2 separate regions of the Mus musculus genome follow, and region 2 is linked to region 1. Evidence: chromatin loops called from intact Hi-C (ENCODE). Cell type or tissue: gastrocnemius. All regions are shown on one strand. Each heading gives the region's core, and the rest is flanking DNA. Links, peaks and the distances in the headings are about the cores only.

Region 1 (12,448 bases), core at 2,645-10,644:
TTATTTTCCTCTTAAGTCTCCTAAGTTATGCTTTGTGAAACAGAACATAAAACTCCTTGGAATTATAATATAATCATGGTATTCTCTCCTTCCCCTTTGCTCCCTTCAGCCCCTACCAAAGATCAACTTGTTCTCTTTCAAATTCATGAGTTTGTTATAATTGCTGGAGTGTGTGTGTGTTTGCTCCCAAGTACACAAATAAAGCATATCGGCCTGTATAATGTTATTTGTATGTATATTTTCAGGACTGACGACTTGGTCCTGGACAACCAATCAGGGTGCTCATCCCTGAGAAAGACTATTTCTCCAGCTCTCAGCATTCCTTAGTTGTTTGTAAGTCCTTGTCTAAGGCTGTGGCCTTCTGTGATTTCCCCATCTCATGTTAGCATGTCTGTTTGTGTTGTCTGTTGTCCTTGTTCAGATCATGTTGAAGAAGCCATGCTGGCAAACCTGATTCTGTTTGTCCTTACACCCACAAGTCTTTACCCATCATCAAGGAAACCTTGCTTAACACATTACAGAAACCCACAATTTATTAGACTTATGGAGCCCGGTCCCAATTGATACATCTACACCACTACGCTTGCGCCTGAGGCTCCTTGTAGAAGAGGAGATCATTGTAGAAGTGGGGGTGGAGAGATGGTAAGAGCCAGAGAAGCAGGGGCTTTGCTGTGAGATTGTGTCTCCTAGAAATGTCAGAGAAGCTACACCATGGTTTTAACACATTCTGCCAATCTATCTTACTATGAACTGTATAGCTTTTAATTTTACTGGTATTATTTTACTATTTTCAATATAAAAACTCTACCTCTATTTTTGTCCCTTTACCATCTCTCCATCTCTAATATATTTTACTTTAATTATTTCCTCTATATACCTCTAGAACTACCTCAAGGAGTTTTATATAATTTGGGAGACAGAAGGAAAAGCAAAGCAACTGGTGATCTGTTTCTCCACACACCATTTCAGCTTTCTCTTCCTTTACTGGTTCTTTTCTGTGTAGAAGGACATCAGCTGACCTTTTAGGGTTGGCCCACTGGTGACACATTTTCTTAGCTTCCTATTCACTGAGAATGTCTTTCTTTTCCCTTCGTTCCTTGGGGGTACTTTTCCTGTGTATACAGTTGTGGGTTAGCAGTTGTTTCAAAGCGTGAGACCTATGGTGCCAATTCCTCCTGGCCTCTGTGGCTCTGTTGAGAGAGAGAGAGAGAGAGAGAGAGAGAGAGAGAGAGAGAGAGAGAGAGAGAGAGAGAGAGAGAGATATATATATGAGGGAGTCAGTTATTTCCTCTCTTGGGGCTGCAACTATCTAAACTCTCAGAGGCTTAATCATAGGGTGAATTAGTATGGAATTCTTAGCCATTTGTATAACATTAGAGGAGACTCTGGGTTTTCTTTAGGCCTCGTGTTTTAGCCTGGCATTTTTTTCTGGGGCAGCTCTAGCAAGGAAAGGGAAGGAAAGGGATTATTATTCCCAGCTGGAAGTGTGTGTTTCCCATTAGTCTTGTGTATCACCTGAAATGGGAGTTCCTCACAACTGCTGTGAGGGGAGGTAAGTTTACATTCATTTCTACGAGGTGCGGACTGATGCAGGGCGATTGCTCTTGCTGTTGGACGATGGTTGAAGTTCTGACTCATTCCCAGGCATCCTCTGATTCAGCTTGGCATTGAGGGAGAGGACTTCCTCCCTACTGATGGGCTGCAGTGAAAACCCAAGCACACCACTGATGCTGTGCTGTGTTGCCAGGTGGATGTGTGTGTGTGTGTCGGTGTGTGTGTGTGTCCGTGTGTGTGTGTGTGTGTGTCCGTGTGTCTGTGTGCTGTTGTCAGTTGGCAGAGATCAAGTCCTTGGGTTCTGACCCCATGACCGCATGGGGGTGTTGGGCTCCTGTCTCAACTCATTTATGCTGCTGAAATAAAATACCACATAGGTAATTTTTTAAGAACAGGAACAAGTTCCACAGACTTGGAGGTTTAAGGTCTCAGATCAGGGAACTGGTGTGTTCGGTGTCATCTGAGGACCTTATGGGCTCTTCCAAGATGGTGCCGTAGTCATCACCACACAGAATTCTTGCCTCTTAGTACAGTTTATTGGGTATCAAGTTTCAATGTGAATTGAGGAGAGAACATAAATGTTTGAGTCACAGAAGTCATCTTGCCAATGTCATTAGAGAGTGAATTCTGGGTCCCTCACTGAGCCTTTGCTGGATCCTAGCTGGGGCAGCCATGCTGTTGGTCGAGGAAGAATGGATATTCTCAAAAGATTTGTGTCTTGCTAGGTTTTACCTTTCCTCTAGTCAGGGCTAGCTTCTGCTAGGGCGTTTTATTTTTTTTGAGATCTGTAGCCACTGGCATGCTCACTTTGCTGAATTCTTTAATGTCATGTCAAACCTATGTAAGGAATTTCAGTCCTGAGCCCAGTTTCTTAGGTCTAAGATCTCTTAAGGGTCTACCTTCTCCTATTTTTCTGTATTTGTTTCATATGACATTTTGGGCAGGAGTTGGGGCGAGGGTGGGAGTGGGAATGGGGGTGAGGGTGGGAGTGAGGATGGGTAAGGAAGAGAGTGAGGATGGGGATGGTGTAGGATAAGGAAGAGGGTAGGGATAGGGTGGGGTGGGGATGGGCATGGGGGTGGGGCAGGGGTAGGGGGGATGGAAGAGGAGGGGGGAGGGGGATGGGGTAGGGATGGGGGCAGGGATGAGGGTGGGGATGGGGGATGAGGATGGGGGTGGGGTGGAGATGGCATGGGGTGGGGATAGGGTTAGTAGCCTGGGATTTAGCCAGTGAGAGGGCCTGAGAAAAGTGTTCCATCTGTCCAGACTGTGCCTTTGTGTACAGATACTTATGTTAGAGATGAGTTCTTCTTACAACACTGGGTAGCTGGGCTGTGGAGGGAAGGCACTCCTGAGCACCCCTTGCTGAGAAATGGCTTCCTGTCATGATTTATACCAGTGCATGATGCTCTCTCTGTTAGCCTTTATTGGGAGCTGTTCATTTCACTCTTACCAGGAGGCCCTAACCAAGTACTCAGAATGGCTAACACTTTCCTCACAATTCTGACTACTGCTGAGGCTGCAACTAGCTCACTCCTTGCAGGGAGAGGAGGGCAGAGTAGGTAAACAGGGCCCCCCAGCTGTCAGCCTCCTTTCTCTTTCTTTGATCCTTCCCCTCTCCCTTGATTCAAATTGTTCTCAAATTTACAGAAAAGGAAAGTACCGTATTTTCATGGCAGATAAGAAACCCGTGTTTGGCTTTATTTTATGTGGATAGGCTCTTCAATCAGGAAGATGGCTGGGCTCCCTTCCGGTTTCCATGAACTGAGGAACACTCCACAGGGCTTGGCTTCGTCCTTTATCATTCTGATGTGAAAATCTTATTGGAGGGGAAATTGAGCAGGTAATGAGTATAGCTTACATCCTGGGGGCCTTGAAATGCAGTTTACTAAACCAAACACAAAAGACAACAGTCTAAACATAGATTCAGCCACAGTCAAGCTTTTCCTGTGAAAGAAAAACACACACACACACAAAACCCTAAGCAGGGGAACTGTCACACTTCCCATTGTTTGTCACAGGCTAGTTTGGGATTCCACAGTGACAGCTGTCAGAGGCCCAACTTTTCAGCAGAGAGGTAAAAAGCAGGGCAAAGCTGGGAATCTCTGGATCTTCATGGACTCTCAAGCCCCGATAGCCCTTGGTCTTCTTATGATAGGGCCCTTTGCTTGCTATCTTTCTTTCTTTTTTAATTTTTATTGAGTATTTTATATATTTACATTTCAATATCCCCTTTTCAGTTTTCCCCTCCACAAGTCCCCTATCCCATCCCCCTGCTTCTATAGGGTGCTCCCCTCACCCAGCCACCCACTCCTGCCTCCCTGCCCTGGCATTCTCCTACACTGGGGCATCGAGTCCCAGGACCAAGGGCTTCTCCTCCCATTGATGCCAGACAAGGCCACCCTCTGCTGTGGCTGTAGCCATGGGCCCCTCCATGTATACTCTTTGGTTGGTGGTTTAGTTCCTGGGAGCTCTCAGGGGTACTGGTTAGTTGATATTATTGTTCTTCCCATGGGGTTGCAAACCCCTTCAGCTCCTTCAGTCCTTTCTCTAACTCCTCCATTGGGGTCCCTGTGCTCAGTCCAGTGATTGGCTGTGAGTATCTGCCTCTGTATTTGTCAGGCTCTGGCAGAGCCTCTCAGGAGACAGCATATCGGGCACCTGCCAGCAAGCACTTTTTGGCATCCACAATAGTGTTTGGGTTTGGGCTGGATCCCCAGGTGGGGCAGTCTCTGGATGGCCTTTCCTTCAGTCTCTGCTCCACACTTTATCCCAGTATTTCCTTTCTCTGCCTGAGTTGTGTGCCCAGGTTGTGTTAGGGGCTGGCAGTAATTATTCTTCAGACTAAGGAATTCAGGGAAGAGTCAATCCCAACACTATAGGGTCAGATGTCTTTCAGGCTGCAAAGTTTAAGATGAGAAGGACTGAGAAGTCTGATTTAGGTGATGTTCTCATCTCTCTGCTGTGAGATTCTGGGGGAATCATTTTCTAAAGGATGTCAGGAAGCCTAGAAAGGCCAGAGGTTCTGATGGTGACAGTGGAGTCCCAACAGGTGCAGAGAGATATGCAGACAGAAAGATGAAGGTAGTTAGAGGTTGGAATCTGCTCTGTCTATTCAGGGTGAAGGAGGGGGCTGAGCGGGAGTTGTTGAGGCAGAAGATGCCAGTTGAATGTGAGTGGAGAAAGACCTCACACTATGTTAGGAACTGATAATGGGGCGAATGGTTGCTTCCAGGAAGAGCAGCTCTGGTGAGATGTGGGTTTTAAAAATGGTTCTTTGGAAAGAGGCTTTGGTTATAAAAGAAAAGAACCAGGAAGATCAAAGCAGTTACTTAGTTTTAAAGCCGGGAAGAGCATAAAATACCGCATCATTGAGCGACAACAGCAGGTGAACACCTGATACACACGCACAGATACACACACACACACACACACACACACACACACACACACACACACACACACAGATACACACACACATCTTGGAAAGAGGAAAGCACACATTATTCTCTATTTAATGTATCTATTTTTGGCAGTATATCCTTATCCCACTGGTCTTTATTTTTTTTAGCAAATATAGTCCCAGGCCCTCAAGAAGCCAAGAAATAGTCTACATCCTGGGATGAATAAGGAGAACCAGGTCTCCTGCTTTTCCTGGGGCACCCTCCACCACATGATACTGCAGCCAAATTGGATAGGCGGTAATCCAGGTCTTTACCACCAGGGTGAGTTCTTTGGAGGCTGCGCCCTTGAGTAAATATGAGAACAGATAAATCTTGGCTTGCGCCTAATGTGCTCTAGTGGCCTGAAGAGAGTTTCATTTGTTCCCCTCAGAGAGAGGATTTTTCCATACTGTGGGGTTTCAAAAATAATCCGTGGTGGCCACGGCTCATGTGCACACCGAGGTCAGAGGTCAGTGTTTCTGGAGGAGGAAACAGCAGGGTGTGAGGGATGTTGGGCTGGGGAGTCCAACATCCCTCACACCCTGCTGACTTGGGTTAGCAGTCTCTGCTCTGCCTCTTTGCACCTGTGTGATCCTGGCTAAGACACTTGCCAGTCAGGCTCAGCTTCTTTGTAAAGTAGATAGATGTGTTACAGGACCTACCTCGAGGGGCTGTAACGATTCAAGAGAATGGTGTGCATACTGATGTTGGAAGAGCTCCTGGAACTTAGCAAGTGCTTAGTGATGCCTTGGCTATTGTTGGTATTATTATCTTCTTTAAGACATGGCTGAAGTGTTCTACAGTGCTGTGACATTTGAGCTTCGGTGCCATCTAGTGGCTGGGACACTTCAGACGATGTTGTAAGTCTTGGGGTTACCTTCACAGGTGACAAGACAAAACAAAAAAGCAAACACAAAAACACACCAACCATCATCAACAACAACAAAAATCCCTGGTTTTCTCTGTCAATACAGATCTCTTTACATGTCTAGGCTGAATACAGAGAATAACTTTGTCTCTGCAGGCAAAAAAGGGAATTTGATTATGGGCCTTTTGTGCCTTTTCTCCCTTGGACTGGCCATACAGGAAGTCCTGTGTTCATAATGGATATAGCAGCCCCTGGGGCAGGACAGACCTGTCAGGTTTGCAAGTTACCAGTTGAAGGACTTCAAAAATGACTTGGCAAAGAGTAACTATGGTAGAATTGAGTGGTCAAGGGAATGTGTACAAATGTCTAACATAAAGCCTGTTGTACATGAGGTCAGGAATTTGCAGTAGATTCTTAGGCTAAGGAAGTATTCCATTGGTTAGTTCATTCATTCATTCATTCATTCATTCATTCAACGACTATGGAAAACATACCATGTGCCTGGAGCTGATCTAGATGCCATGCACGGAAGTCAGAGCTTCTCTGAATTTGTGTTGAGAGCCACAAATCCAAGAGATGATCCGGGTGTGAGTACCACTGGGGAAGTTATGGACCGAACAAAGGGCTGTCCACAGAGCATAATTTCCATCACAGACATAACCTATTCATATATACTTACATGGAATGTTAGCCTGAGCAGAAGGTTAAATATCTTTTAAAAGATTGTATTACTTATTTATTTAATATGAATTATGTGCACATGTGTGTATCCGTGTGTGGGAATGTGAGTGCAGGTACCCACAGAGTCCAGAAGGTGGCATTGGGTCCTTTGGAACTAGAGTCACAGGCAGTTGTAAGTCGCCTAATATGGGTGCTGGGATTTGAACTGAGATCCTTTTCAAGAGAAATGTGTGCTCTTAGCTGCTGAACCATCTCCCATCTCTCCTGCCCCAGAGAAATAGGTTTCCTTTAAACGTTACTACTATATTATAATGATTTTTTGTTGTTGTTGTTAGTAGGTGAAAAATGGAAGTTCCTCAAGGAAAGAGTTTTTGTTTTTTGTTTTTTGTTTTTTTTTTTTTTTTTACCTAATTTGCCTAGAAACATGGTGTGAGCTGGTGGTGGACCTGGAGTCTCCATTAGTGTGCTGTGGTCTCAGGGCAATGGTTCAACTGGCTCAGGGGACCTCAGCCACTTGTTGAGGTGTTAAAGAGCACGGTGTTTACTTTTTACCTGTAGGTTAGCAATCTCATTATCTCCTCCCTCCCCCTCATGAGCCTGAATATTTTCTTGATTAATTTTCTAGGAGCTTAGCAAGTTTCTTACAATTTGCTTTAGTAAATCACCCAGAGGTATATATGTCAGACCTGGATGAATTCTTAGATTAGGTCCTAAGAGAATGGGCTTTATAAAGGGCTTGGGGGAAGGGTGTTGAGAAGGAGAGAAAGCAGGTGTGATGCTCAGGAAGAATAAAGTATAATAATATAGTAGGTATAAATGCTGATGAGAGCTATCCATGTACAGGAGATATTTATACCAATTAATAATAACAGTATATATCTTTCATAGAATCATAAAGGCTTTAAACTAGACGGGCACTTCCTACACCAGATGGTTTTCTCTGTTATATCTCCACATGGAAGAACATCCTGAAGTCCAGCTGAGACCCTGTAGTATGGCTTTCCCACATATCAAAATGGAACAGAAATTTAAAAGATGTCAAGAAACCCACGGCCTGGAGAATGTCTAAGTCTCAAATGTCCCCTAAGTGAACGGTGCTTGGGAATTTCCAGATAATGGCGATAAGGATGGTCCAATGGCATTCATTCCGTGCCCCCACGGCCCCTCAACTACTCTTCCCCACATGGAGAAGGAAGCTATGGTGTGTCTGCTGCACGAAGCCCATTGAGTCTCTGGGATCTGCTGGTTTCTTTCTGAATCCTGCCTTCCTGCTTCAGGGCTCCAGCTAAAGCTTCCTGAAGAGAAAACACCTTCCCCGAGCCCACTTGGCAGGCTGCTTCTTAAATTAATTTCCCTTCGCGTAGATACATTCCTCAGACCCTAGAGGATAATCAAGCAGTTTATTTTATAGTAGTTCAATATCAGTGCCAATCCTCAGGGTTGGGGGCCTTTGCTAAAATTCTACATTTTTTTTTTAACATTTCCTCAGTAGGTTTCATTGTTCAGCTGATCTGTAAAAGAGAATTCTCTTCACACACCCTGGCAGAGAAGATCAGCTGATTTCTTCCATAGCTTTTTCCTGGCTTAAAAAAAATAAAAACAAAACCAAAAAGATGGCTTAATAAATGTGGCTTTACCTTTTATAGTAAAGGTACTGAGAGGTGGGCGTGGTGGTGTAAGGTTGTAGTCCCCAGCATTTTGGAGTCTGAGGCCTGGTGATCTCACAGTTGAGGCCGGTCTTAGCTATATAGGAAGTATCTGCCACAAACGAACTTTTCATGCTTTCTCTAGGTTCCATTGTTGCTACTGCTGAAGCTTGCCCCAAAGATTCTGTTCTTGAGTCCATTTCTGGTGGATTCCAGGTGAAGATGACACAGCCTTCTCTTTAGGCAGCTGATTTAGGGAAGACTTGCTTACACAACTTGAATACAACTCTTAAAAACTTTTAGCCCATAGTTTGCCTTCTCCAAAGAATAGCAACGGTCTGAAACCTCTGTGTTTTCTCTTAATGGGCTCCTTTATTAAACTGGCACCATGATTTACCTATCTTAACTCTATAACGCTTATTTCTTGGTTCTGTGATGTATCCTATCTTCTATGAAGGTTGGAAGAGCTCTATTTGGTGTGTGTGTGTGTGTGTGTGTGTGTGTGTGTGTGTGTGTTTGCTTTTGACGGCTGGCACAGGAAACGCAGGGCGTAATCAGACTGTAAAACTCTAAGCAGAAAGGAGATTGTCATTTCGGCTGCAGACAAAGCAGATAACAGGCAGCTATTAACTAGTCAGAAAGATAAGAGAATGAGTTTGATTCCTCATTAAAAGCTCCCTAGTTTAAGTCTTTTAAAGAAAGGCTCTGAGTCTTTGCTTATTAAGTTACATAAACAAGGTGAAGGGCTGTGGGGGAGAATGGAAACTCTCGGTGTGACCTATAATTAGAAAATTTCCACACCGGGAATAAAAACAGAGGCGGTGTGCTGCTTCCTGACCCCACTCAGGCTTCGCCATCATGGGAGACAGATAAGAAAACACCAAGGAAGGAAACCTGAGCCAGGCTGCCTGCTGGCCCTGGTGGTGGGTGACTCCACGGGGCTAGAACACTTCCTTAGAGTCTAAATGATCTCAAAGGCACCTTGAGAGGGGCATCACTGCTAGCAGGCACGGCTACTAACCGAGTACCAAGGCAGTATTCTCTACTGCACTTGCAAAGGTGGTGGCCTGCCCTACGGTTGCTTCTGAAACAACTAGAGACAGTCAGCTGATTTAGGAGAAAGGGCGCTGGCTGCCTACACAGGTTCTTGCTCGTTGCTTCCCTCAGCTAAGGACTATGCTTCTAACCTACCTGCTGATGGTGTTGCTTGATCCCATGCAATTAGGAATGCTACAGCACTTAGAAAGCTTTGGTAGTGCCTCGGGCAGTGCTGGTGGTCACTCTACCATGCATGCAAAATGTGTCTTTATACAGAATGCAGTGGCTTGTCTCTGTTTAAAATTGTATCGGGAACCTGAAACACGTGTTGATGGTCCCTGCATGAGGAAGTAGTCACAGGTGGCCAGAGTTTTGTAGAGGTCATGGTCACATCTGCCGTGGCTCTCAGACGCCATGTGCTTCAGAATGTCACAGAGGGAGACTGTCCCAAGTTTCCCAATGCCAGATTTCATGTGAGGGCAAAGCAAGGTGAACCTGGGGTCCTGATGGAAGGAAGGGAGTCAGGTTCCTGCCCCACCTCTTAGTCAAATGAGACTTTGAGTGAAAAGCTCCCCTTTCCTCCTCTGTGTGGCCTCCTGCCATCACACTCCCGTACGTCTGGAGCAGCTTTGAATATTGACCTTGGTGGCTCATCAATGGGTTCTGTGAATTGATAGATTGGCAAACTGTTTGAATAAGAGATTGTCTCTCAAGCCTGTGTCTTGGTGTCAGAGAGGTAGTGGGTGCTGCATTTATGATTTAATAAGTAGACATTTAAAAAATGCCAGCACAGTGGCTGCAAAGCAGTTGCTGGCTCGCATTCTGGCTCCCTTCCTTCCATAGCATTTCTTCTTCCACAAACAAAGAAGTTACTAGAATGATCTTAAACAACCCCCCCAGTCCTGTTACTCAGTCCTAGCTTACGTTAAACTAATTTAGATTAAAATTAAGTTAAAAAAAATTCGATTTTTCATTATACCCCAAATACCAAAGGTAACTTATAGAAAGCGGTTATCTGTTTTGGCTCAAGGTTTTAAGGGTTCAGTCCATAGTCCTGGGTTATACTGACTCTAACCCAGTGTGAGGCAGAGTGTCATAGTGATGGAGCATGTGGAAGATGGGGCTGTTCATAAATTGGTGGACCAGAAGCAGAGAGCAAGGTAGAAACTGGGAGCCAGAAATAACTTCTTCTTCCTCCTCCTCCTCCTCCTCCTCCTCCTCCTCCTCCTCCTCCTCTTCCTCCTCCTCCTCCTCCTCCTCCTCCTCTTCCTCCTTCTCTTCCTCCTCCTCCTCCAATGCAACTAAGGGTAAAACATTCATTTTGTAAGGGAAATATCAGCGTAAAAATATGTAATAATGGTTGGTCTTCCATATTATTTTGGTCTTAACAAAAACTGATTCAACAGAGGCCATTTTGTTGCTATTGGACATGACTTGCAAAAGGAAAGTCCAAGCTTACGGCTTACTGTGGCTTACGCCTATAATACCAGCACTTGGAGGACTGAGGCAGCAGGATCATAATTTGTGTGTGTGTGTGTTCATGTATGTGAGTGGGGTTGTGTGTGTGAACATCAGAGGACAGCCTTGGGTGTTGCTCTTCTCCTCCTACCCTGTTTGAGAGAGAGCCCCTGGTGGTGTTCTACTGTGCATGCCAGGACCGCTGGTCTCATAGTTGGCCTGTGGTTTTTGGTGATTCTTCCATCTATGATCTATGCCTCCCATTTCCGGTAATCCATGCTGGGATTACAGATACATGAATTACTGTATCTAGAGGGATTACAAATCTGAGGACAGCTTATGCTAAACAGTGAGTTCTAGGTCAGCCTGGGCTACATAGTAAGACTCTCTAAGAAGGAGAGAAAAAGTTAAAATTTCAATTGTCTTTAGCGTTTATATAAAAGATGCTCCATTTCATCTGCACCCTGGATGAATGGTCCTGGTTACCCTGATCCCCATCCAGTTGGTATGATTTTTATTCTCAAGTGTCCAGAGAAATTACAAATGGCTATCTAGCTGGCTAGCTACCTGGAAAATGAGTTGTATCCTTGACCTTCCACTAGGATATGAGGCATGGTCTTCATGTGTTTCACTGGCCAGAACCACTGCCTAGACATGATAGTAGCATCTCTCTCTCTCTCTCTCTCTCTCTCTCTCTCTCTCTCTCTCTCTCTTCTCTCTCTCTCTCTTTCTTCCTTCCTTCCTTCCTTCCTTCCTTCCATCATCTATCTATCTTTCTATCTATCTATCTATCTATCTATCTATCTACCAATCTATCATCTTTCTTTCTCTCTCTTTCTCTCTTTCTTTCTTTCTTTCTTTCTTTCTTTCTTTCTTTCTTTCTTTCTTTCTTTCTCTCCTTCCTTCCTTCTATCATCTATCATCTATCTATCTATCTATCCATACATAGACCAATCTTCCTTCCTTCCTTCCTTCCTTCCTTCCTTCCTTCCTTCCTTCCTTCCTTCCTTCCTTTCTTCCTTTCTTTCTTTCTTTCTTTCTTTCTTTCTTTCTTTCTTTCTTTCTTTCTTTCTTTCTTTCCTTCTTTCTTTCTACTGTCTACATTTTAAAGTGTATGTGTGGTTGTGCATGCTTGTAGAGGCTAGGGGACAATCTTGTGTTTCATCTTTAGGGGTGTCATCTACTTCCTTAGAGAAAGAGTCTTTTGCTGGCCTGGAAATCATCAGTGAGGCTAGAATGGTTGCTCAGCAGGTTCCAGGGACCCTTCTGTTGCTACCTTCTCTCAGAGGTGTGTGCCATCATGTCTGGTATTTTCATATGGGCTCTTGAGATTGAGCTCACATCCCACTGCTTGTGAGACAAGCACTGTGTGGCCACCTTATCTCCCACTCTCACACGTGGTATCATTTAAAACTACTTGGTCTCTTCCTTGTGACACCAGAAGATCAAACCAGAGCTAGTGAGAGTCTCATGGGTAGGGCACATAGTGATTACCCTTCCCTGTCCATACATAACCATTAGGCCATAGGCCAGGATCATGGAGTCATTCCTATGAAGCAATAAAAATTAAATTTAGAAAAGCTGTTTATCACGAGAGTCACCTGTATACATTTATGTATGTGTATGGATAGAAAATGTCTAAAGCAGTAAAATAGAAAAATCATTGTAACAGGGGTTACCTCTGGGGAGACTGTGGTAGGGTGTGGAGATCTTTAAGTGTTTAACATATTTGTTATACTTTCTGATCACTGTGCATGATA
Region 2 (12,448 bases), core at 2,217-10,216, 93 kb before region 1:
GCTCTACAGCTAGATGAGTTCTCTCCTCTGGCCTAGGCCTGTCATGGATGCCATTGCTCTGGACACTTGCAGGTACATCTCAATATGCTCTGAGGTCTCACTGTGGTATCCTATAACTTCTTCCTTAGTTCTACCTTCTATGTTTCTTGGATATATTTTTCTCTCCTGCCTGCACTGTCATGCTCCTTCAAGACATTTGTGTCAGTTACATGTCCTCTGATAGATTCTGTAGGGATATACTAGCAGGGTATAAAACCCAGACTCTTTTCTAGGGAGTTAGGTTCTTTGTAAAAGTGATAAGCAAGGGGGTAAGGAGATATAGCTCAGTCAGTAAAGTGTTTATTGTACAATTGTAAGGACCGAAGTGTGAACTTTAATGCCCATGTAAGAAAGATGGGTCTTGTGTATGTGCTTGTCATTCTAGTACTGGCAAACTGGAGAAAGGAGGACCACCTTTGGAGGTGGCTTGTTGACTACCCATTCTATCTGAGTCAGTGGGCTCTATGAATTTAGGGTTCAGTGAGAGATTTTGTACAAAAGAAACTCCAGTAAATGAAAAATAATGTACAGAGGTATTGAGGAAGCCATTTACCATTGACCTATATCACCCACCTGCATACACAGACACACACACACACACAGACACACACACACACACACACACACATACATACATACATACATACATACATACATACATAAGTTTTCAATAAGATAACCATGATGAGACATTGTATATATGGCAGGCAAGGAATTGTTCCATATACCCTGAAGCATCTTTCCTGTGTGTACATAAAAGCAGAGTAGATAAAGCAGCATCTCTGGAGGGCAGTGGGGGGGGAGGCCAGGGCTGTGGTATTAGACATAGAAATCACCCAGAGATCTTCCAAAGAAATGAGAAGTTCTGGAAGAAAGCAGCTTGCAACTCAGCTGGAGACAATAGCTAGCACACACAAGATGCTTTCTAATCACCTTGACCTGTCACAAGTGTCTGATATATTAAATTACTTAAACCTGGACCTCCTGAGGTCAGACCTAGTTATGGTCATTTTATAGAGGAACCATGGAGAGAGAACTCAATTTAAAATTTTCAAAGTCTCACCACTAATGAATGTTGTGGGCCTATCAAAAAGGGAAGCCTCATCCCAGAGGTGTGGCTCAGAAGAAGCATATGTGAGACCCTATACATGGCCAATAGGCACATCAAAAACCTAAAGGAAAACCTAAAGGAAGTGATACTTTATGCTCACCGAGGAGTCTAAAATAAGAAAAACAAAATGAAAACCAGTGTTAGCCAAAATATGGGCAAGTCTAAAACCCCACATACTGGTGGGAATGTCATGAGCCTCGAAAACAGTCTGAAACTCCCTCACAAAGATAGGCAATGGAGCTATTAGCTCTAACACTTCTACTCCTAACCATAAACCCTCTGGAACAGAACAGATCCATCCACATACAAATATATCCACAGATGCCATGGCAGCATTATTCATGATAAACATTTCAGAGGGTCTCTGTGCACAGCTAGATTTTAAAGATAGTATGTGTATACAATAGAATATCTGGCCATGTGGAGCAAGACATAGGACAACAAAGATACTCCTTGATTACATTCTAAGGGATAGAAACCTGAAGTAGACATTTCTGGTTTCTTTGGAGACTCAGTTGTGTCATGTAATGTTTTCTGGAAATTGTCTTGTGAGAAGATTTTTTTTTTCTGAAGCAGACACATGGGAGAATATTTTGCTGAGAGCAGACAAGTGGTGTTTTTCTGGAAGCAGCCTGGAAAAAGGGCATGTTGTGTTTTGCAGAGTGGGAGCTTGAGAGAACATGCCATGCTTGGAAAGAGTATAAATTAACCCAACAGACAGTAGATGATGCCGCCGTGTGGTATAGGTTCGCCTTACCATTCTTTGCTGATCGTTGATTGTTGTGAATTCATAGAGAAACACACACCAAAGAACTTTTGGTGGCATTCTGGCAGCTTCTGCGAACTCAGGCCAATTGACAGAGCCTCTTTTGGATTGAACTGTTGTTGCCGATTGGTGAATGATGTTTGTGAGTGGATCAAGCTACTACTCTTGATTTGTGTGAACTCAACTGCTGATATCCTGACAACACAGATTGTATTTGCCTCAAGCAACTATTTCTAAACAGGTCCACCTCCTCCTTTGTCCTGTTAACCATTTTTTTTCCTCCATTGCCTCTGGTTGATGGTGGGCTAGAAGGGAAGTTAAAACATATTACATGTATTAAAGTAGGATTTGAAAAACACAAGCCCACAGAAACAAGTCATAAAAGACCATGTAATAAAAATTCTGAGGTCTGAAGGGTTAACCACCTCCCTGTCAATTTTCTAGCCTCATGTGACAGTCTTACTTAACTTCTGGCTTCTGGGAAAGTAAGAGCCCAGAATCTGGTGAGCCTCACAGCCCATTCCCTTCTCAAACTCTTTAAAGCAGATAGAACAGTGATTGATGACAGTGGAGAAAGGTACTGAGATGGTCCTCCAACCTTTCCTGCCTTGGTTTTGGTAATGCCTCCACACAATGCCTGGATCTCATCCAGTCCTCCATCCATCCATCTATCCATCCATCGATCCACTCATCAAATATTTATCGGGCAGCTTCCAGTACAAAGCACCTAGTGAGGAGTGCAGACACTTTGCATGGAGGCCGAAGAGACAGCCATTTCACTTAAGTGACATTTCTAAAGATCTGGATGGTTAAACAAAACCCAGTATTGGCTCTTTTAAGACTCAGCCTCTCAAACTCTACTTCTCTCCATCTTTGCTTGTCCTTAAGTGATCTTGTGGAGTCCCAGAGACTGATTTCATGCCAAAAATTCCCACCCTAACCTTCCCTTTGAACTTTATTCTCATCTAGCCAATTTAAAATAATTAATTTATTCAAAACATTTTAAATTTTCTTCTAGAGCTGGGAATATAGCTTAGTGCTAGGTTGCTTGCTTAGCATGTGTGAAGCCCTAGGTTCAATCCCCAGGACTTAAAGAATGCTATTTCATTATCTCCAGCATCAGCACCAACATCCTGGTCCAAGTCATAAGCATCTATCACTAGGATTAGCACATGGGGAATTCCAGCTTGTCTCACCCACTTGCTTTGATTTCCTATGTAGCAGCTCAAGGGTTCTCTGCAGCAACGATGCTGGATCACAGATGAATCTCTGAAGCCTGCCTTTTCTCATACTCAGAATCATCCCCATGCTGTTATCCCGCTGACATCTCCCTACTCCATTTATCTATTTAATAGACAGTCTTGCTTAGTAGCCCAGGCTGTTTTTGAACTTGTAACCCTCTTGCCTCAGCCTCCTGAGTGCTAGGACTAGATGTGTGCATCACTGTCTCACCACACTCAACTTCTTTTATCTTAATGGTGTCTGCTCCACTCTGGCTGGCCTGGCTTTATGTTGTTCAACTTTTAGTAGGGTTTTATGTGTGGCTCAGTGCACCACGCCGTCTTCCCTATGAGGCGATAGATATCTACTGTGTTTTTGCTGTCTCCTCCATCTTCCTCCCCTTGCTCTTCACGTGTCTGGCTACATTCTGATTTTCTTTGCACCTAGTTACTGTGTGCTTACTGTTTGTCTTTTCTCACTAAGACAAATGGCAGGAGCTGCTCAGTTTCCTCTTGTGCTTCTGGTGCCCACAGCAGTGCCTGGTGTTAACATGTGGGTGCACATCTGTGAACAGAAGAAATGCTGTCAGTGTGCATTCACTCCAAGTCAATGATAGGTATAAGTTAAACTTCGAGTCTAGTACTTCTGTTGCTATTACTATTTTAACAATTTGATGTGACCACCATCCCTCTTTAGTTCATCATGAGTTTATTATTTTATATATCAAGTGGGACCGGAGTCCTATTATTTTATTTAGGTTAATGACAAAACATGACATGAGTAATGGGTAAAACATGAGGAAATGGGACAATTGTGAGGAAGAGAGTGGGAGGCAAGCCTTCCTTCCTCTCCGCCTTACATCATATTAAACAGAACGTCGTAAATGTATCTCCTATCCTCTCTGGTATAATCAGTCCATATGGCACAAAGGTCCACTTCCCAAGAGAACTCATTTTCCATTTGACATGCAAAAAACCTGATCTTTTGTGAGAGAAAGGAGTGGACTGCATGTGCTGTATACGGGAAATTGATTAGGCTTAACCAAGATCATAAGAAGATCTCTGCAAAACGAATGAAATAATCTTCAAGCCCTGTCTCCCCTAAGAATTATCCACCAATATTATTATAAGGGAGACCTCATCTTTCCATGCAACACTGTCCTTTGTCTATCAAGCATCGTGTGAGTCTGAACTTTCTTTTAACAGTGCTCCTGGTTACAAGGGGCTTTGGGCATGAAAGCAGCGTTCATCACAAGCTATAGTGTTTTCTTGAATTTGTATGTGGCAATGTAAGAGTTGGCAGGGTTCCCTAGATGTAGAACCCCATCAGCAGAATAAATCTTTTCATCTGATAAAGTTTGTCTCAAGGTTTTGTATGTGCTAACTGTATTGTGAGAACCCAGACCTCCAGTGGATAAGACACTCCTGCAAGGAGCCCCATGTCAAAATGGCAACCCTTCCTCCTGTCTACATAGTGTGGAGGAATCGATTTTACAGGTCTTTACTTACTCAGCAGCTAGGATACATGTGTCTTATTCCAAACTCTGTGTTTCTTGGTTGAAGTATGTTATTTGTAGCAATAGGCTTAGAAAGCACAGGTTCTTTATGTAAGTGAGCGGTTTGCACAAATGCAGAATATGCTATGAAAATTCCCAAGGACATGGTATCTTTTTACATATCTAAAAAATATTTTATTTCCTTTTCCTTTTCAAGTGCCCTTCCTCCACCCAGTGTAGCAGTAGCAATTGTGTGTGTGTGTGTGTGTGTGTGTGTGTGTGTGTGTACCTTGAAGAGATCAGTGGTATGCTGGGTGAGGTAGTATTGGCTGGGGGACATGCAGTACTTTAAACACCACTGGGGAATCAGATTTTAGGGGAGCCAGCTAGATAACTACAGACAAGCCATTACTCTGAGTTACCAGGAGGTTGGATTATGTTAGCCAGTCTCAAACACAATATGCACAAGAGTCACCCCAGGGTTTGGCTTAACTATAAGTTCTGCTTCGGTAGACCGAAGATGGGGGCCTGAGTGTCTGTGTTTCTAACCAGCTCCTGGGTAACGAATGTGAGCCTGCAGCTTGTCTGTGGCCCCCATTTTGCAAAGTAGGGCGGAAGTTGGTGTCACCTGGTAAACAGATGGTGTGAGCTATATACTAACTTTCATATGTCTACATTTATTTAGTCATATATATGTATATAAGCCATTACTGTGTGTGTGTATATATATATACATATATATGACACACACATATATATATACATGTATATATACACAAATGTATGTATATATGTGTATATATATAACAGGTTTGTGTTATATATATATATATATATATATATATGTATATGTATATATATATGTGTGTGTGTGTGTGTGTGTGTGTGTGTGTGTATGCACATGTGACAGTCAGAAAACAAATGACTAGAAGGAGAGAATTAGTTCTTTCTTTATATTTGTGAGGGTCCAGAGACTGAACTTAGGAAGTCAGACTTTAGTGGCAAATGACCTTACTTGCTGACCCCTTGCCAACCCTTTCAATTTAAAAAAATATTTATTTATGAACTTAATATATGTATGTGTCAATGTGAACTTTCACATCTCTAGCAGTCACAGTGAGTAGGTAAAAATAATAGTTGTAATAATAGTGAAGTAGCCGTATGTACTGTAATCACAATATAAACACTGTACTCAATACGTTTCACAGCCTTTTCTCCACTTTATACTTTCTAAATTCTGTATTTTGTGTTTATGGAACAACTCAGTTTGAACTTTCCCGATATCAGCTTCTTGAAGGAATTCATGCCTGTGAGCTCCGCAGTCAGGGAAAGGAGGCAGGGATATCTGGAGTTCAAGTCAGGAGCGTCAGCCTGAGTGTCGTAAGATCCTATTTCAAATGAAACAACATAAACCGAAGATGCTCAGTAGCCACATGGGTGTTACTGGAGGATGCAGGGTGGGCCACATCTGCCACCTGTACCACCACCTGTATCAGTCAGTACCCTTTCTCATGATTCATCCGCCTCCCATTTCAAATGGACTTCTGCCTGCAGATGGCGCTAATGCCCTGTATTTTGTTCCCTGAAACTTGTTTTTAAACGGTTGAGCAAACTTAATATTACCTATGCAATCCCTTCTTGATTTGTTCATTCTGTAATTTTCGTTACTATGATCTATGGAAGGTAAGCCTTATGTGCTCTGTATTCTGGACCAACAGAAGGAAATGTTATCTGTTCTTGGGGGCAAGGTATAAAGTTGATCTCCAATTATATAATATCCTTGGTCCGGGTTTGATAACCAGATGTTTAATGGAATAACAATGGAGGCAGGAAAACTGCTCACGAGCTTCTGTCAGGCTCAGATAACTTGGTAAAATTTTTTATGGAGCAAAAGAAAGTATTTCTTTTTCCATTTTGCCTAATACAAGGAGTATTGTGAGGCTTGTGTTACATTTTCTGGAAAGGAACCAATGCATGCAGTCATTAACCTCCACTTCCACGGGGTCATCTTATCCCTACTCCAGCCACACCATATCCAAGAGACTGCATCTTCCGGAAGAATGTCTTCTCATAATAAAACATAGTCTTAAGAAGATGTGCCCAGGGGCTGGCGAGATGGCTCAGTGGGTAAGAGCACCTGACTGCTCTTCTGAAGGTCCGAAGTTCAAATCCCAGCAACCACATGGTGGCTCACAACCACCCGTAATGAGATCTGATGCCCTCTTCTGGTGTATCTGAAGTCAGCTACAGTGTACTTACATATAATAAATAAATAAATCTTTAAAAAAAAAAAAAAAAAAAGAAGACGTGCCCAGCACCCGTTAGATTTTGTTTTGGAGGTAGCATCTGGCTATGTAGTCCAGGCTAGCTAAAACTCTCGGTGTAGATTAAGTTGACCTCCAGTTCCCATTAAGCCTTGTGCCACTGCCACAGCAGTCCCCCGGAGAGCTTGCATGTGTCACTGCTCCTGCTCCAGTGTCCAATCTCAGAGGAGCCTGTTGTTGGTCTTCTGTCTGCGTAACTCTCTAGTGAGAGCTAATATAGGTTAGGAAATACCTTAGGTGTTGTGTACAGAGACTGATGTGAGGCACAACTGCCACAGTAAAGCGATGGGGTAGTTACTGCCCATCACCTCCACTTTCGAAGAGGAAACGGCTGTGTGGACAGTAACTGACTTGTCCTGGAGCATCTATTACAGGGTAGAGAATGAATTTGCACCCAGTCTGCCTGACTCCATAAGTAATTCTATCTTCTACATTATATGGAGGAAGCTTGCTCTCTCTCTCTCCCTCTCTCTCTCTCTTTAACTTGGCAGTCAACAAAACGCTAAACAGAAACTGTCCTCTAATTTTTAAAGCCTAAGGTATTCTCAGTGATACAAAGCTGCCTTTTTAACATAAACCAAACTTGTCTAGACCAAAGCCCAAGAGCAAAGTGCTTCTTCTGGTCCTAGTTCTCATTGGGTTATCTAATGACTCAGACAAAGTGTCTTAGTTGCTGTTCTATTGCTGTGATGAAGCACCACACTGTTACATATGCAGCTAGAGCCATGAGTTTATTTTCGAGGGTTCCAGAGCTCCTAAGCGTCCATCACCACCACAATAGGCAGGAAGCACCAGGCACGGCGAAAGGAACCATTGAGAGCACACACACACATCTAGAACTGCAAGCAGAACACACGCGCACGCACACGCACACACACACATGCACACGCACACACACACACACACACACACACGCACACACACACACACAAACACGCACACACACGGGAAGTGAGGAGATTGGGGATTCACAGGTGAAAATGTGTTCACAGGCAAAAAAATGTTGTACATTTTCTGGTAGAATGTGCCTTTCTTCCCCACCTCCTCCACTGTGTTTCCCCCTCCCCCTTTCCTAAATAGAGTGTGACTGCATTCGAGGACCTGCAACTCTTGGGACCAGTTCACTCTAAGGCAGTGGGTCGAGACCCCTTCGAGTACTCACACACCCTTTTCACAGGGGTTATCTGAGACTATAGGGAAAACACAGCTATTTATGTTGCAATTTACGACTGTAGCAAAATTACAGTTGTGAAGAAGCAACGGAAATAATTTTACGGTTGGGGTTCACTGCAACATGAAGAACTGTATTAAAGGATCTAGAAAACCAGTCCAAGAGACTTTTCCTAATCAGATTCCTTCTTTTGTTGTTGGCTAGAAACAAAGCCACTTAGGCCAGAAAGTCGTGTCACTTCAATGGGGAAGGAAGATGTATTTTGGTGAATTTATAGGTGGCATATGACCACAGGACAGCCTTTCAGTACTCAGAAGAGCGCAGGCAAACATGGAGAACAGTTTTCCTGTGTGGTGAGCTTGGAGAAGGAGGGGTGAGCTGGAAAAGAGGGCCGACTTCCTCACGGAGAAGAGCAGACGACAGCGGCCTGTTTTGAGTGCTTTCACCCTGTGCCCAAGGCTGGCTCAAGCACAGTGGAGTTGAATTATGTGAGGGGCTTAATTGAAAGGAACGTTCTTACAGAGGAAATGGGCATTTGGTTTCCTTTTTGTAGAGCAGGCAGGTGACAGATAGTGACTGGTGTGAATTAGGACTTCCTTCTTACCTCCCCCACCTGTCCCATGCCCTGACTACCTGGAATCTCTTGGTCACTGGGATAAGGTGAGTAGCAGAGGTGTTCCCACAGAGGCTCCACAACCACAGGAAACTGATTTGACCTTCTGACCTGCTCCTAAGTGACACTGGCAAGTCCCGTAGCTTCTTAACCTTTATTTCCTCCTTTGGAAACACAAATACCATCTGTGCTGATAGCCTGGCAGAGCTGCTGGGAGAGTCACATTAGGTAATGGAATTCTCAAGGGCAGCCAGCGTAAAGTCCGGTGATAACGTTGATGGGCAATGGACTTCTTGACCGTGGACTTCTGTAGTGTGAAGGCTCACATGAAATCTCCTTGCCTTTGTTTTGTTAGGGAGAACAGATGGGAGACCATAAGCAGTCTCTACAGGATGCTGCTGTTCATTGAATTCCAACTCACAAGGGCCAGCCAGCACCTTGCTTCCAACAGGATTAGTTTCCTGACTCCCTACTATGCCCGGGTTGCTAAGCTCCATTCACTTACCCAGGCCTGCCTGCCTGAAGGCTCCAAAATGAAGATACTAGGTCAAGTTCACAGGTGCTAAGTGGCAGGGCTGAGATTCCACAGCAAGGCCGTGCTCTCACGTGGAAGGCTGACTGTGAGGGTGTGGTCATACTATGCTTCTGATCGAGCTGTCCAAGAGGGCTCAATTCCTCCAAACCTCCTCCACACTGGAAATTCTAACATTGAACACTTTCCTAATATCACCATATTAAGATGGGGGGAAATGACATTTCATTTCTGTTTTTATTTTAATTTGCATTGTATTCATATCTTATTCTGTAGCAAATATGTCTTCCTTGGGGAAGCCCATATACACTCTCTAAGCTCTGTGTGTGTGTGTGTGTGTGTGTGTGTGTGTGTGTGTGTGTGTATGGGGTGGGGGGCGTGTGTCCCTCCCCAGTCTGCTTCCTGCTAGAACGGAAACTAGAGAAGATGCTTAGAACAATGGGGCCAATCCAGAGCCCCTCAGGGACACTGTCCTTGTTTCTATTTTGTTTTGGATTTAGACAAGGCTATGTAGCTTTGACTGGCCTGGAACTTGCTAGATAGACCATAGAGATATGCCTGCTTCTGCCTCCCAAGTTCCAGAATTAAAGGTGTCTGCCATCATGCTTGTTTTGTTGTTAAGTCAGGGTCTTTTGTAGTCAAGGCTGACCTCAAACTCTCTATGTGGATGAGGCTAACCTTGAGTTTCTGATCCTCCTGCCTCTACCACCATAGTGCTAGAATTACAGATATGTGCCACTGCGTACCATGAGCAGTTGATGTGGTCCTGGGCATTGAACCTAGCTAGAGCCTTCTTGCACATTAGGCAAACCCCTTGCTGACTGTGCCCCACCCCCAGCCTCCTCAGATCTTATTTTGAAATGTTTGAAGCACACTAACATTCCTTGAGAAGTTTTATGCCTTTCAGAGATTTTAGCTATGAGATTTTGTGTCATACCTATACCTGTTTTGTGACTGTGAAAGAACTCTCTCTGTGTGTGTGTGTGTGTGTGTGTGTGTGTGTGTGTGTGTAGGGGACAGTGTTGGGATGGGGTCTAGATCCCTGCATATGCTACCCAAGCACGCAACCTTACCTGGGGCCCAAATTGTCTTCAGGTTTTTAGGATGTCTGCTGATAAATATAAAAAGAGGGGTTTTTTTGTTTGTTTGTTTTTGTTTTTTTTATAGTCACCTGGAGAGATACTATTTTTATTTATTTTAGTATTTTGTTTATGAGTGTGCTCACACATCGCATGTTGGAATACGTATCTCTACTCTTACACTATGCAAGTCTAGTATGAAGTTGTAAAAGTGTGTGAGGGGGGTCTTTCCTCTTCTTCCCAAGCTCCCAGAATTGAGCTCTGGGACTCAAATTATACTTACAAATGCCTTGGCCATAAGGTATGGCTGTTCCCTGACTAGCTCATGTATTAATTGTCACATTATTCTATTCTAAGTTCTGCCAATTGGCTGGTTACCTCTATTCAGCTCTTAAGCTTTTGTGCTCCTCCACGTCCCCAGGTGAATCTCCCACACCTGGCTCTGTCCCAGAATTCTTGCTTCCTACGAGAATTCTGGCCTTCTATTTCCTGCCTCAGCTATAGGCCAATTATCTGTACTTGACAGGCAAAGCTTCCAAGCAGGCATAAGAGATTTCTTCGACATGAGGTGGTTATTTTCTTATGTTTACCAAAAACTTCACTAATTGGTAAAGTTATTACTGTGTGGGACTTCAGACTCTTGGGATCTATATAGATTAGATTCTGGGATCCTATATATCCTTGGGGTAACAAGTCACTCAGATTTACCAAAAGGAATAATTAGCTAATACCCCATAACCTGACAAGGACCAGCAACCCCAAAAGGAAAAAACATGAATCTTCTCTACAGGGAACCACAGGCCAATCTCAGCCACTTGCTAACATATCTAGTAGTATGGGACATATTAGGGTACAAGAAGAAAGTGTTGTCAAGCAACTCCTGAGCCTGATGCCCAGTGTTTCACTCTGGTTATTTGGAGCTGTCCAGCTGAGGAGACAGAGGTATCTATTGCCTCCTATTCTACAACAAAGAGAGAGCCAGTGGGCTGTTCATTTTGCACACCACATTCTTAGAGAAACCTTTTTTCCCCCTCTCCCATAAACAGAAAAGAGTACTATTTATAGTGGCTAGGATGAAGATATAGGCTGCAAACCTTTTCTACAATTGCTTAGGAAGAATGTTGAATTATGATCTGAATCATTTCAGTTCTGTTGTGAAAGTGACCGATTGATTGTTACTTATTTCCTTTTTTGGACTTAAAATCTACTTAATGGACTCTGAACATTAGGTAGGGACAGCAGTGGTTTAAATTCAAGCTGATTGCTTTATTCTTTTGGGAAGAAAATGTTCTGAAATTCCATGTTTTGTGACCTGAACCTGAGATTTACTAACATTATTATTTGACTGAACTTTATTGTAATAAGAACATTTAATAGATATCTGCTTACCATGCTTTTAATGGCCAAAGCATGACTAACTAGAGGTACAGTGCTGTATAGCTGAAAATGAATCCCCCTTGCTTAGTTACTGTCTTATTGCTGTGAAGAGACACTATGACCAAGGCAGCTCTTATAAAAGAATTCATTTAATTGAGGGCTTGCTTACAGTTTCAGAGGGCTAGTCCATTATCATCAGGGCAGGGAGTGTGACAGCCCATTGGCAGGCATGGAACTGGAAAAGTAGCTGAGAGCTTTACATCTTGATCTGTAGACAACAGGCAGAGATATGGACAGACAGACAGACAGACAGAGAGACAGATCCTGACATGGGATTTTGCAACCTCTTCTGTATGGATGTGTCTATTCATATCATTCACAGGCATCTTGGGTTCATCCACACTTTGGACATTTTTGTAGAAAAACTTATCTAAACTTCCATGCACAGATTTTTCTTTCTTTCTTTCTGGTGTGCATATGTGTTAGTGTTTGTTTGTGTATGGATACATAACCTTTGAGGATTTTCGGATAAATACCAAAATGTGTGGTTTCTCGACCAGACGTGGTCCTTGGAATTTCCTTCATATTTGTGGAGCATTGCCCATTCATGAGCTGATTTTGGCTTCCCAGGAGCTCCTGCGATGAGATATGTATTATTCTTCTTCCCACTTTACAGAAGCAAAGCTGAGGTTCCAAGTAAAACATACAAATTTGCATATC

What was found. Hi-C counts contacts between places; a loop is a spot of excess contacts. Peaks named below come from ENCODE experiments on the same cell type or tissue, not always from the same donor. Only the 100,000 strongest peaks of a DNase experiment are listed, where the experiment ranks them.
Region 2: it touches region 1 in a loop (5-fold over the local background); 18 of 42 quality-filtered maps call a loop at or near these places.

The regions. Positions count from the first base shown.
Region 1 is chr5:76,019,846-76,032,293 of GRCm38, reverse strand. No RefSeq gene overlaps it. Among named protein-coding and RNA genes, the nearest start is that of Gm32780, 17 kb to the left of the region's middle. In gastrocnemius, for the core only: a CTCF peak has its summit at 5,842 (motif pointing left); a DNase peak (open chromatin) is centred at 5,833; H3K4me3 peaks cover 319 bases; H3K27ac peaks cover 4,712 bases.
Region 2 is chr5:76,112,357-76,124,804 of GRCm38, reverse strand. No RefSeq gene overlaps it. Among named protein-coding and RNA genes, the nearest start is that of Srd5a3, 22 kb to the left of the region's middle. In gastrocnemius, for the core only: a CTCF peak has its summit at 6,181 (motif pointing right); DNase peaks (open chromatin) are centred at 6,183 and 9,130; H3K27ac peaks cover 1,098 bases.